Regions from separate parts of the Homo sapiens genome. Here region 1 is linked to region 2. A link is an interaction called in ENCODE POLR2A ChIA-PET data of the cell type or tissue named here. Cell type or tissue: MCF 10A. All regions are shown on one strand. Links, peaks and the distances in the headings refer to the core of each region. The heading gives the core; the rest is flanking DNA.

The links. Peaks named below come from ENCODE experiments on the same cell type or tissue, not always from the same donor. Only the 100,000 strongest peaks of a DNase experiment are listed, where the experiment ranks them.
Region 1: POLR2A ChIA-PET joins it to region 2 with 5 read pairs; 2 of 35 experiments call an interaction of 5 or more read pairs at or near these places.

The regions. Positions count from the first base shown.
Region 1 is chr9:38,497,343-38,502,722 of GRCh38, forward strand. LOC105376042 (a long non-coding RNA gene) reads left to right here and starts at 2,309. Exons shown (of 2, transcript XR_929607.3): 1 at 2,309-4,739. In MCF 10A, for the core only: no CTCF peak of the experiment used is centred there; a DNase peak (open chromatin) is centred at 3,009.
Region 2 is chr9:38,426,177-38,431,556 of GRCh38, forward strand. LOC105376041 (a long non-coding RNA gene) reads left to right here. Exons shown (of 8, transcript XR_007061487.1): 2 at 474-587. Among named protein-coding and RNA genes, the nearest start is that of IGFBPL1, 4.4 kb to the left of the region's middle. RefSeq lists an enhancer at 1-3,602. In MCF 10A, for the core only: no CTCF peak of the experiment used is centred there; no DNase peak of the experiment used is centred there.

The DNA of each region.
Region 1 (5,380 bases), core at 187-5,186, 71 kb after region 2:
TTTTTTAAAAAAAATTTTTAGCTTACTGAAATTTCCCATCTGCTCACTCCTTATAATAATATTTAAGTCCGTAAACTCAAAATAGCTCCTTCAAAATCTGTCTGCTAATTCCAAGATCTATATCCTCTCAGGTATTTTTACGGGTACTTCCTCCCGGGATTTTGGATTCCATTGTCCGGGTTCCCAGGTCTACTGGTTCATGACCGGATGCTGGACAATGAGGATGCGATGTTATGTGGTTTCTGGATTATGTTTTTATTCATCTCTAGGACCTTGAGTTTTGTTTAGGCAGTCAGTTGAGTTACTGGAAACCCTTTTTGTGTGGCTTTGTTCATACTTTGATAGGCTGGGTTTATGATGGCATTGAGCTTAATCTTAGGGCATGGTCCTTTTGCTAAGATGTAGTGTTCACTCTTCTGTAGTTTCATTGAAATGCCAAGGTGTTCCTTAAGGTCTCTCCTCTCTTAGTAGCCAGAAGTGCTCACATACCTCTCAGCCCAAGCAGATGACCTCTGCTAGGCTCAGGAAGCCTCAGCCTGTGTAATTAGACTTGCTCTTGCTCACTATTACATGTTGAAATCTGTGGTATAATATGAAAAAATATATCTGCTCTTTGTCCCCAGTTCTTGACACAGTGCTCCTAAACTCTTAGAATATCCTGAGTGACAAGAGTGTCTTATGTCATTCATAACAAGCCCCTTTTCATCACACCTGAACTTATGGTAATGAGGTGACTTAGGGTGAACCCCAAGACAGCCTCAGCATGGGACTAGTTCGCAGAAACACCAAATTATTAGAGAGTTGGAGCTTTCTGCCCTAATATCCAACCTCCAGGGAAGGGATGAGGGGTGCTAAAGATTGAACCCTCTATAAATGCTCAAACAATGATATTCAGAGAGCTTCTGGGGTGACAAACAGACACCCTGAGCTGCTGAGAGGGTGGCATGCCTGGGGAGGCATGGAAGCTCCACAGAACCCCCCATACCTTGCCCTATGCATCTCTTCCATCTGGCTGTTCCTGAGTTGTATCTTTTAGAATAAACCATTAAGCCTTAAGTAAAGTGTTTTCCTGAGTTCTGTGAGCCATTCCAGCAAGTTATCACACCTGAAAGGGTGCAGTGCTTTGGGAATCGCCTGACTTTGTAGCCACGCTGGACAGAAAGGTGGGTTACCTGGGGACTCAGTACTTGCAACTGGCATCTGAAGTGAGGGGGCACTTGTGGGACTGAGTTCGTTTCCTGTAGAGTCTGATGCTGACTCTGGGAGCTTAGTGTCAGAAGTGAACTGAGTCACTGGACAGGTGTTTGGTGTCTGGAGAGTTGGATAATTGGTTGGTGTGAGAAAACCCCCCACACATTTGGTGTCCAAAGTGTTGTGAGTAAAAACAGCACAAATTCCAAACAAGCTTTTGCCACACCTCTCCTTCCCACATACTAGAGATTCCATTTCTTAATCCTGACCCAGATTCAAATTCCTTCAGCAGCTCAGCAAGACCATTGCTCCATTTGAACTTAATCTCATTGTGCCACAGCAGGAAAGTGTCCATAAAGCAAAGAGACAGAGGATAGAGGGACCGAAATCATGCATTTCTCTTCCCTCAAGGATCACTGTCCCCAAACGCCTGCTGTGTGCAATGCTTGAAAAGAGTTGTGTCACATGTTGTCAATTTTGATAGCTGTTTTTGAGTGCAAGTAGCTTGGTATGATACTGTCATCAGCAGAGTGGTAGTCACAGGTATTGAGCCTTTTAGAATCACTGTGGGGGTTGTGCAAACAGTGGACTGAAAGAATTCAGATTAGAAGCAGTTAAGGGGCTTCTGAAATAAGTCCTGAGGTTGCTGGAATAAGATGATGGCCTCAGGGATAAAGAGAAGGAAGGAAAAATGTTAGGTACCTAAGAGGCAAAAATGGAAAAGAATCAGTTTTTGTTTTGGGGGGTTAGGAGAAGAAAGAGGTAAAGGATGCCTTCTACGGCTCCTGTGTGAGCATCCTGAGTTGGTGCTATCCAGTGAAACAGGTCAAGTTGATTCTCATATTCATACTTGCTTCTTACAAAAAGTATTACATTTAAAAATGAGTAACAAGTTTCATTTAGTAAAGATTAAGTGTTATTAAATCATACACTGAGTTTACTCAGTGTCTATGTGCTCAGAAATTACACTCTATGTTTTTACAGACACATACACTTCTGTGAAAAGACTATAGGATGCACACACTGCTATGCAGAGCACAAACACACACGAGTGTAATTCTACAACACAAATGAACGGACGTTTTCAGAGACAGAAATCTATCTAAATTACCTTCTCAACGATCACTCTCAAAGGTGCACGTCTGTTAGCTCCGACAGGATGGTGTCCTATCAGGGTCCTTTTCCCTGACTTGAGAATGAAGAGTATCTGTCATGAAGGGAGAAGTCACAGTCAGCTGGAATAAGGAGGCCGTCAGCAAGACAGGCTGTCAGGCTCTCCTGGGTTTTCTCTGAAAGACTTCAGCCCACACCTCCCCTTCTGGACACTGAGTGGGAATAACAAGAATCAGAGGCCGCCCCGAACAACAGAGCTCCAAGTGGAGCTCGGGGGTGAACTCAGAGTCCTGCTCTTTCTCCCCCTCATTTGACCCCAGAGAGCAGCAGAATACAGTGCAGTGGCTGTGAAATGGATTTTGAATAGATTATGATATTCATGAGCATTTTTTGCGGGGGAGTCTCTTTTAAGTAGTGTTTTTTTTGACAATTTTGGGACATTTAAGTTAGCAATGACATCAAGAATCTGATGGAAACCATAAGCTCTCACCACAGCAACATGCGCACACCCACAAACTCAGTGGCTCATGGACTCTCTGCAGGTCACTGATGGTTCTTAGGTTAGGAAGGGGCTGGAGGCATCTCACAATATTTATTTGCTGGTTACCTGATCCTAGCATCTGTAAGTGTGCTCAAGCGAGCGGACGGGCATGGATCTGGAATGCAGAGGAGCCCAGGCATGAAGCAGCAGCACAGGCAGCAACTTGCTCTGACAACACCCCCTGACTTCTCTGACTGGATGGGTTACACAACCCAGCGGCCTGTCATCCTGACCATCAGGTCAGAAATGATTGGTGATAAAGTTAGTCACTCAGTCACTTAGATAAGTGGGCAGGCAGTGAAGTCTGCTTCATACACTACCTATTAAGTTTAGTTCCAGTGTCAGGCAAGCAGCTGAGATTCAACATCATTCATTTAAACAGTTTTGTTTATCTTGAGATATTTTTTAAGTTTCCTTTTCATTTTCTCTTTGACCCACTGGTAGCTCAAGAGTGTATTATTTAGTTTCCATCTATTTGTGAATTTTCCTGTTTTCTTACCATTATTGGTTTCTAATTTTCTTCCATTGTGGTAGGAAAAGATACTCGGTATGATTTTCAACCTTTTTTTTTTTTTTTTTGAGACGGAGTCTTACTCTGTTGTCCAGGCTGGAGTGCACTGGCACAATGTTGGCTCACTGCAACCTCTGCCTCCCAGGTTCAAGCGATTCTCCTGCCTCCGCCTCCTGAGGAGCTGGGACTACAGGCACATGCCACCATGCCCAGCTAATTTTTGCATTTTCTTAGTAGAGACGGGGTTTCACCATATTGGCCAGGCTGGACTCAAACTCCTGACCTTGTGATCCACCTGCCTCAGCCTCCCAAAGTGCTGGGATTACAGGCATAAGCCACCGCGCCCGGCTGATTTGCAACTTTTTAAAATTAGTTAAGATTTGATTTGTGACCTAATGTGATCCTAGGAAAGTTTTGTGGGCATTTGGGAAGAATGTGTATTCTGCTATTATGTGGGAAGTTCTGTATGTGTCTGTTGGATCCATTCAGAATATAGCATCGATCAAGTCAGCTGTTTCTGTATTGCTCTTCTGCCTGGATATTCTATTATTACAAGTGGAGAATTGAAGTCTCCTACTATTATGGTATTGCACTCAATTTCTCCCTTTGGATCTGTCAATATTTGCTTTATGTATCTGTATATTTGGGTGCTAGTCACATAATTTGCAGTTTTTCAAATGGATTTTTGACTTTTCATCAGCTTGGAAGAGCTTTTTTTATCATACATATGAACTGTGAATAAATTTTCTTAGTCGATTTGGGTTGTTTTAGTCCCTCAAAGGTATCTAATGTTTTATAGCGAAATCCTTTCCCTTTTCTTTTACAGTTTCTATATTTTTGTTTTCATGTAAAAGTTGTCACAATCTCTACAACACACATAGGTTTTCCTTTTTTATTGTCTGTTTCACCAACTAAAATATGTTCTTCATGTGGAAAAGGACATAACCTATCTTGTTCATCATTGTATCACCAGTTCCTAGAGCAGGCCTCAAGTATGTCAACAACTTAATAAGTATATTGTGAGTACATAAATGAAATTATTTTTATTTCTGTAAAACCCCTTGTGTATGCACTTGACTGACTCAAGTAAAATGGTCTGAACTGGAGAAAGGAACTATTCCCTTCAAAGTATGTCATAGGGCCTTCAACTTACACTGTTAGTGCAACAAGATCTCCATCATTGCTTAAGTGTGTCAAAACTCAGACATTCATCAATAGCTCCAATAAGACAAAGTTGTCATATGGGTTAGCCTCTGATTTTTCTTTTTCAGATGGAGTCTCTCAAGCTGGAGTGCAGTGGCGTGATCTCGGCTCACTGCAACCTCTGCCTCCCGGGTTCAAGTGATTCCTCCAGCTCAGCCTCCCAAGTAGCTGGGATTACAGGTACCTGTAATCATGCCTGGCTAATTTCTGTATTTTTAGTAGACACAGGGTTTCACCATGTTGGCCAGGCTGGTGTTGAACTCCTGACCTCAAGTAATACACCAGCTTCAGTCTCCCAAAGTGCTGGGATTACAGGCGTGAGCCACTGTGCCTGGCCAATTTTTCTACTAAGTTCTAAATTAGACATTGCCTGTATATCACCTGAACATCACCCCAAGACTCTTTCTCTGTGAGATGGTAAGCCCCATCTGGTAATTTTCCACCTGACCAAAATGGTTCCTGCTGGTGTAATAGATTCTTACATGAATTTATTCCCTGTCTACAACTAGATGGACCGCACATGAGCACTTCTCCATCGGGGGCCAACTGGAACTTCTTCCTGGGAATTTAGAATATTGTATCATTAAAAAAATGAAGTAAAGCTGGGAAATAACAACAGCCGTTATCTAGCTCTAGTTTTAACCAAAATTATTTTGTCACCCTCCTACATTATAGCTGCTCTGTGTTCTTCCTCTGACTTTTGTGAGTCAACAAAGTCATCTTTTACCCAAGTTAATTCAAGTTGGGTTTATGACATTAGAATTTAAGATCCTGAAGTATTACAAAAAGAGACTAAAAATTCAAGTTTTCTCCCCCAATCC
Region 2 (5,380 bases), core at 282-5,281:
AAATAAAATAAAAATAAAAAAAGTTAACGACCTAAATGCCCACCGAGAGGCAATCGTTAAATAAATTATGGTACATCTAACAATAGAGGATTATGCAGGCATTAACAATTAGAAAGAAAATATGGGTTAATAGAAATGAAAACATGTTTATAATACATTGTTTAGTAAAATAGCGGTTAAAAAGTGCACATCTAATGTAATGGCATATTTGTAAATATGTGAATGTGTAAACATGCAAAAATTTAAGATTGTTTTTAATGATGTGAAGGAAACCCTTTTTTTAAAAAAAAAAAAAAAAAGAGATGGTACCTCATTCTGCTGCCCAGGTTGGAGTGCAATGTCATGATCATAGCTCACTGCAGCCTCAAACTCCTGAGCCTCAAGCCGTCCTCCCCCACTCAGCCTCCTGAGTATCTAGGACTATAGGTGAGCACCACCACGCCTGGCTAATTTAAACAATTTTTTTTTTTCAGAGATGGGGTCTCACTATGAGAAGGAAACACTTATAATGTTAAATGAACAAAGCAGGATTTGCAAACAAAAGAGATAAGCGAACTCCATGCTGCTTTTCAGGGACAACTTTGCTGGTAAGTTCAGACTTTCTAATGGTTCATAGTTGTCCAAAGAGAGATCAGGCTGCTCCAGAGATAGTGAGGTCCTTGTCAAAGAAGGAGTTTAAGAATGAGTCTTGGCAAGGAGCATGGAGGGGGTCAGAAGTAGGGGTCAGGGGAGTTGACGTTTGATTACCTCAAACTGAGCCACCATTCCTGTAGTACAGTGCCCGACCCTGAGACCTGGACTGGACAAAACATGGTCATGATTGAGAAATAAATGTGTACAGAAATGATTTGCCTGCTTTTTATGCAGACATTAAAGGAGGAGTAAGTGAACGGTGTCATAATGAAATTAATGTGTGCTTAATGCAGGTTAGGATACACAATCTCACAGAGGCGCATTTACATATGATCTACATTCCTTTTAAATGGTAGGGAGAGTACTATGTATGCATAACGACTCTTTGAGAATTAAATCAGAAGACTCATTTTCCAACACTGAGCCTGTGGCATCAAAGCCCCTGTATCTGGGTGGAGAAAACATTCCCAAGCTTTGAAGGTGATCAGTCATGTCTATTTCCTTTTAAAATTGCCTGCAAGCCCATAGCCCAGCAGAGGCATTTGTGCTCTTTCATCTCTCTGGTTCCCAGAGTACCAGTTAACACTGTGGGCCACACCTGTGGGCCCCCTAAGATGATAGGAGAAAGTAGGGACAAATTCTCCCAGTCGGGAAGGGGGGTTGAGGTGCCTCTGTTGTCTGGCAGGTGGAGAGATCCCATGCACCTGGGTAAGTAATTAGGCAACAAGAATGGGTGTGATTTTCTTCCTCTTCAGCCTCCAGCCTGAAAACAAACACAACACAGGGAAGACTAGCCAATCCCCCATTCAGAGCAGATGTGTGCCCACCCGGCAGCTGCTGAAGTGGGTATGAATGTCCCATCCATTAATTCCTCCCTTGAACGTAGAGATAAATGGCAGATATTCTCTGTCCTTGGGGAGCTTCCAGCACAGAGGAAGAGAATAGAAGCTCAGTTGAGCAAAGGCCACTCCATAAATAGGCCATGGATTTGAACCTCAAGCTTTAATAGTCAGGGCAATCATAGATAGTCTTCTCCAAGCTAAAGGAAGGTGAAAGCCCTTTCTCCAGACCTCTGGTGGGCGATTACAGAGCAGAAGGCAAGGTGAATTTCTAGAGGGAAGTTCCATAAATGACAGATGGGATTTTTAGGGAGACAGATTTCACTTCAATATTGCATGCAAGGGGATGTAGCAAGATGTAGAACTCTGCAAAGATGGGAATTCAGATACTGAGCAGACGAAAAAGAATGGTAGAGGATTTGCTGTTCTGCTGTAAACCACTATATAACTTGGACAAATTAAAGAAAACAGCTATGGACAGGCACTGGACAGTGTTCTAATACAGGGCTGTGATCCTTGAGAGCGTCAGGGGGTACACAATGTGAGCCCCACATCTACCCAAGCATTCTCCCTGGGGACACTTTCCAGGCCACTCTGCAGGGAGGTGGAGGCCAAGTGGTCTCACTGGACAGAAGAGGTAGACATCAGAATTCAGGAGTAAGGCAGAGATTTGGGGATCTAGGACAGAAAATGAGGAACCACAGAGAGGGAATCCCACAAGTCTTAGACCTTTGGCTGACCCTGTACTGCACAAGTACAGGGCAAGACTTGAGGGAGGCTGCTGGGAGGTGAGAGCTGAGCAGAGATTTGGGGCTCACACAGTGCTGATAAGATTTTAGAGTTCAGGCCCACCCAGAATGAACTGCCCCAGCCCCCCTGGGGTTCTTTCTCCAAGCTCAGTGACACTAGCATCAGCCTAGTGGCACACCCTGCAGAGGTCTCAGTTTGAGCTCCAAGGACCCCTCTTATACGCATCTAAGTTTTAGTCATTCCAGCCATTTCCATTGTTCTCCTAGCCCTCATGGTGGTAGCTGCTTCACAGTTGCTACCTCCAAGTTGCCTAGTTAATAATTCCTCTTCTTCTTCTTTTTTTTGAGACAGGGTCTGGCTCTGTCGCCCAGGCTGGAATGCAGTAGCACGATATTGGTTTACTGCAACTTCTGCCTCTTGTGCTCAAACCATCCTCCTGCCTCAGCCTCCTGAGTAGCTGGGACTACAGGCATTTGCCACTATGCCTGGCTAAATTTTTGTATTTTTTTTGTAGAGACAGGGTTTTGCCATGTTGTCGATCCCAGTCTTGAACTCCTGAACTCAAGTGATCCGCCCACCTCAGCCTCCCAAAGTGCTCAGATTACAGGCATGAGCCACTGTGCCCAGCCAATAATTCTTTTTTTTTTTTTAATTATTATTTTTTGAGACGGAGTCTCACTCTGTCACCCAGGATGGAGTGCAGTGGCATTATCTTGGCTCACTGCGACCTCCACCTCCTGAGTTCAAGCGATTCTCCTGCCTCAGCCTCTCGAGTAGCTGGGACTACAGGTGCATGCTGTCACGCCCAGCTAATTTTTGTATTTTTAGTAGAGACAGGGTTTCGCCATGTTGGTCAGGCTGGTCTCGAACTCCTGACCTCAGGTGATCCACGTGCCTCGGCCTCCCAAAGTGCTGGGATTAGAGGCGTGAGCCACCATGCCTGGCCCAATAATTCTTTATATTACATTCCATTTGTAGGCTTGGCACAGTGGCTCATGCCTGTAATCCCTGTACCTCCCAAGGTTTGTGGGGAGGATTGTGTCAGGACTTCAACAGCCTGGGCAACATAGTGAGACCTCTTTTCTACTAGCAAAAACATGTAAAGTTTGCTGGGCATGGTGGTACATGCCTCCAGCTACCCAGGAGGCTGAGGTAGGGGGATCACTTGAGCCTTGAAGTTCAAGACTGCAGTGAGCTGTGATCAAGCCACTGCACTCCAGCCTGGGGAACAGAGCTGTTGCATGCCTGAAAAAGAAAAAAAGAGAAATGAATTCTATTTGTCATCTGACTAGGTAGGCCTGAGTGATCTAGCTAATAGAACCAGGAGTGGTCCCAGGAAACAACTGTCAAAGATGGGTCACAATCAGAGAACTAGAAAGCTTAACTATAAATATGCTTCAATAATCATACAAATTATTTATTTAAATGATAAATAAGAATACATTTCTTGCAGCTACAGGGTCAGTATTGCTGAAAATGACACAAAAAATGTAATTGTGTGTGTTGCATAATTATAAGTTGAATTCACAGGCTTTCCAGTCTCTTATGTGAAAGTTAGGGAATGAGAACCTGAGACTTGGAATGGAGAAATCTGGGTGGACTCAGATGAAGCTGAGAATCCTGAACCCTTGAGTCATTCTGAGCTTCCTTTGCCAATGGAAGCAGCTTGCCTGTCATGTCTGAGAAGACTCTCTTTCCCTTGCTTAAGGACCCTGTGTTAAGATCACCCAAGGCAGTTGCCTTGCAAGAGATACCTTTTCTCCTCAAAACCTAGGGCTTGTGGCCACTAGACTTTCAACTGACATCAGAACTCTATGTACTTGAGTAGGGCACATACAAGGTTTACCCTGGGAAGATTTAGCTTCTACACCAAAAAAATGGCAAGATTTTGATACATTACATTGTAGAAACCTGGAGAATATGTGCATGAATAGATTCTTAGGGTGTTAGACCAAGGAAGGCAGAATAGAACTTAGCATCAAGTCAAATTTATTGATACAGGTACACTGATCAGAGATTCTGGATTCAATGTGTTGATTTGTGCAGGGGGAAGGGGCTCTATAGTTTACTTAGCTGTTTGAGTGGAACTGGGACTCAATGGTGACCTATATTTAAAGACATTGAGGTGCCAGAACATCCTTGGTGTGTTGTAGGGGATGGGATAAGAAGGCTTAGGGAGATGTTGGAATAGATTTGTTATAGACAACTCGCACACTCACCCACCCAACCAACCACTACATTCTCCAAGGGGGCCCAGAGGACATTCCCTTCACTATGACATTGGGAAATTCATTAGCGAGGGGACCACTACTATCCTTGAAGACTTGGTGGTGGCTCTCCTCTATTGGCCACATATGAAGATAAGAGATGACACCACTGTGATGGGCTCCTTAATCCACTGGGAATCATGGGATCCCAGAATAGCAGAGGCCAAGTGGTAGCATCCAACTGCCAAGGGCAGAGCAGGGCACATACACTGTAATGGGCAGTAAAATGGAGTAAAATGGTGGACATCACTGTGTCTTGACTCACAGGAATCTTGTCATTGGCTAGTTGTCACAGTGTCCCTAGGACTGAAAGAGATGGGCATCTTACTAAAATGCTGTGTGCTTTATGTAACAGGGAAAACTCCATATCTGGTGTCTAGAAGCTGATTTCAATCACCACAGTGGACAGCCAGAATTTCTTGTCCATTTTCAGACCTAGTATTAACCCAGAGCCTCTTCTTTGAAAGGACGGCTGGGTCCCCTTAAAGAAGGACTCTTTACAAATGTATCCTATAAACCATCCTGTAAGCCCTCCCCAGAGGGACCTCTGACCGTTTACGAGAGTGAACCACCATAGCCCACAGTCAAAGTCGGGGAATACAGCACTCAGGGCCCAAGTTCAGATCACAGAGCACACATCCTGTGGTTACTTCCCCACTTCCTAAATAGAATAGATGCACTTGGCAACCAGCAAAATCCCAGCATCAGCTCTGTGACACAAAGTGGAAGGCCCTGGAACTTCCTTTCTGACCAGGAGGGTAAAATATCTGCTGCCAGTTTCCTCACAAATAATTGAAAGAGAATTCATCTTGCCAATGGGAGAATTCACTTTCTTAGAAGGCAGCACAGCCTAGTCTCATAGGAGGAAAGCACCTGCCCCCTTTTTCATGT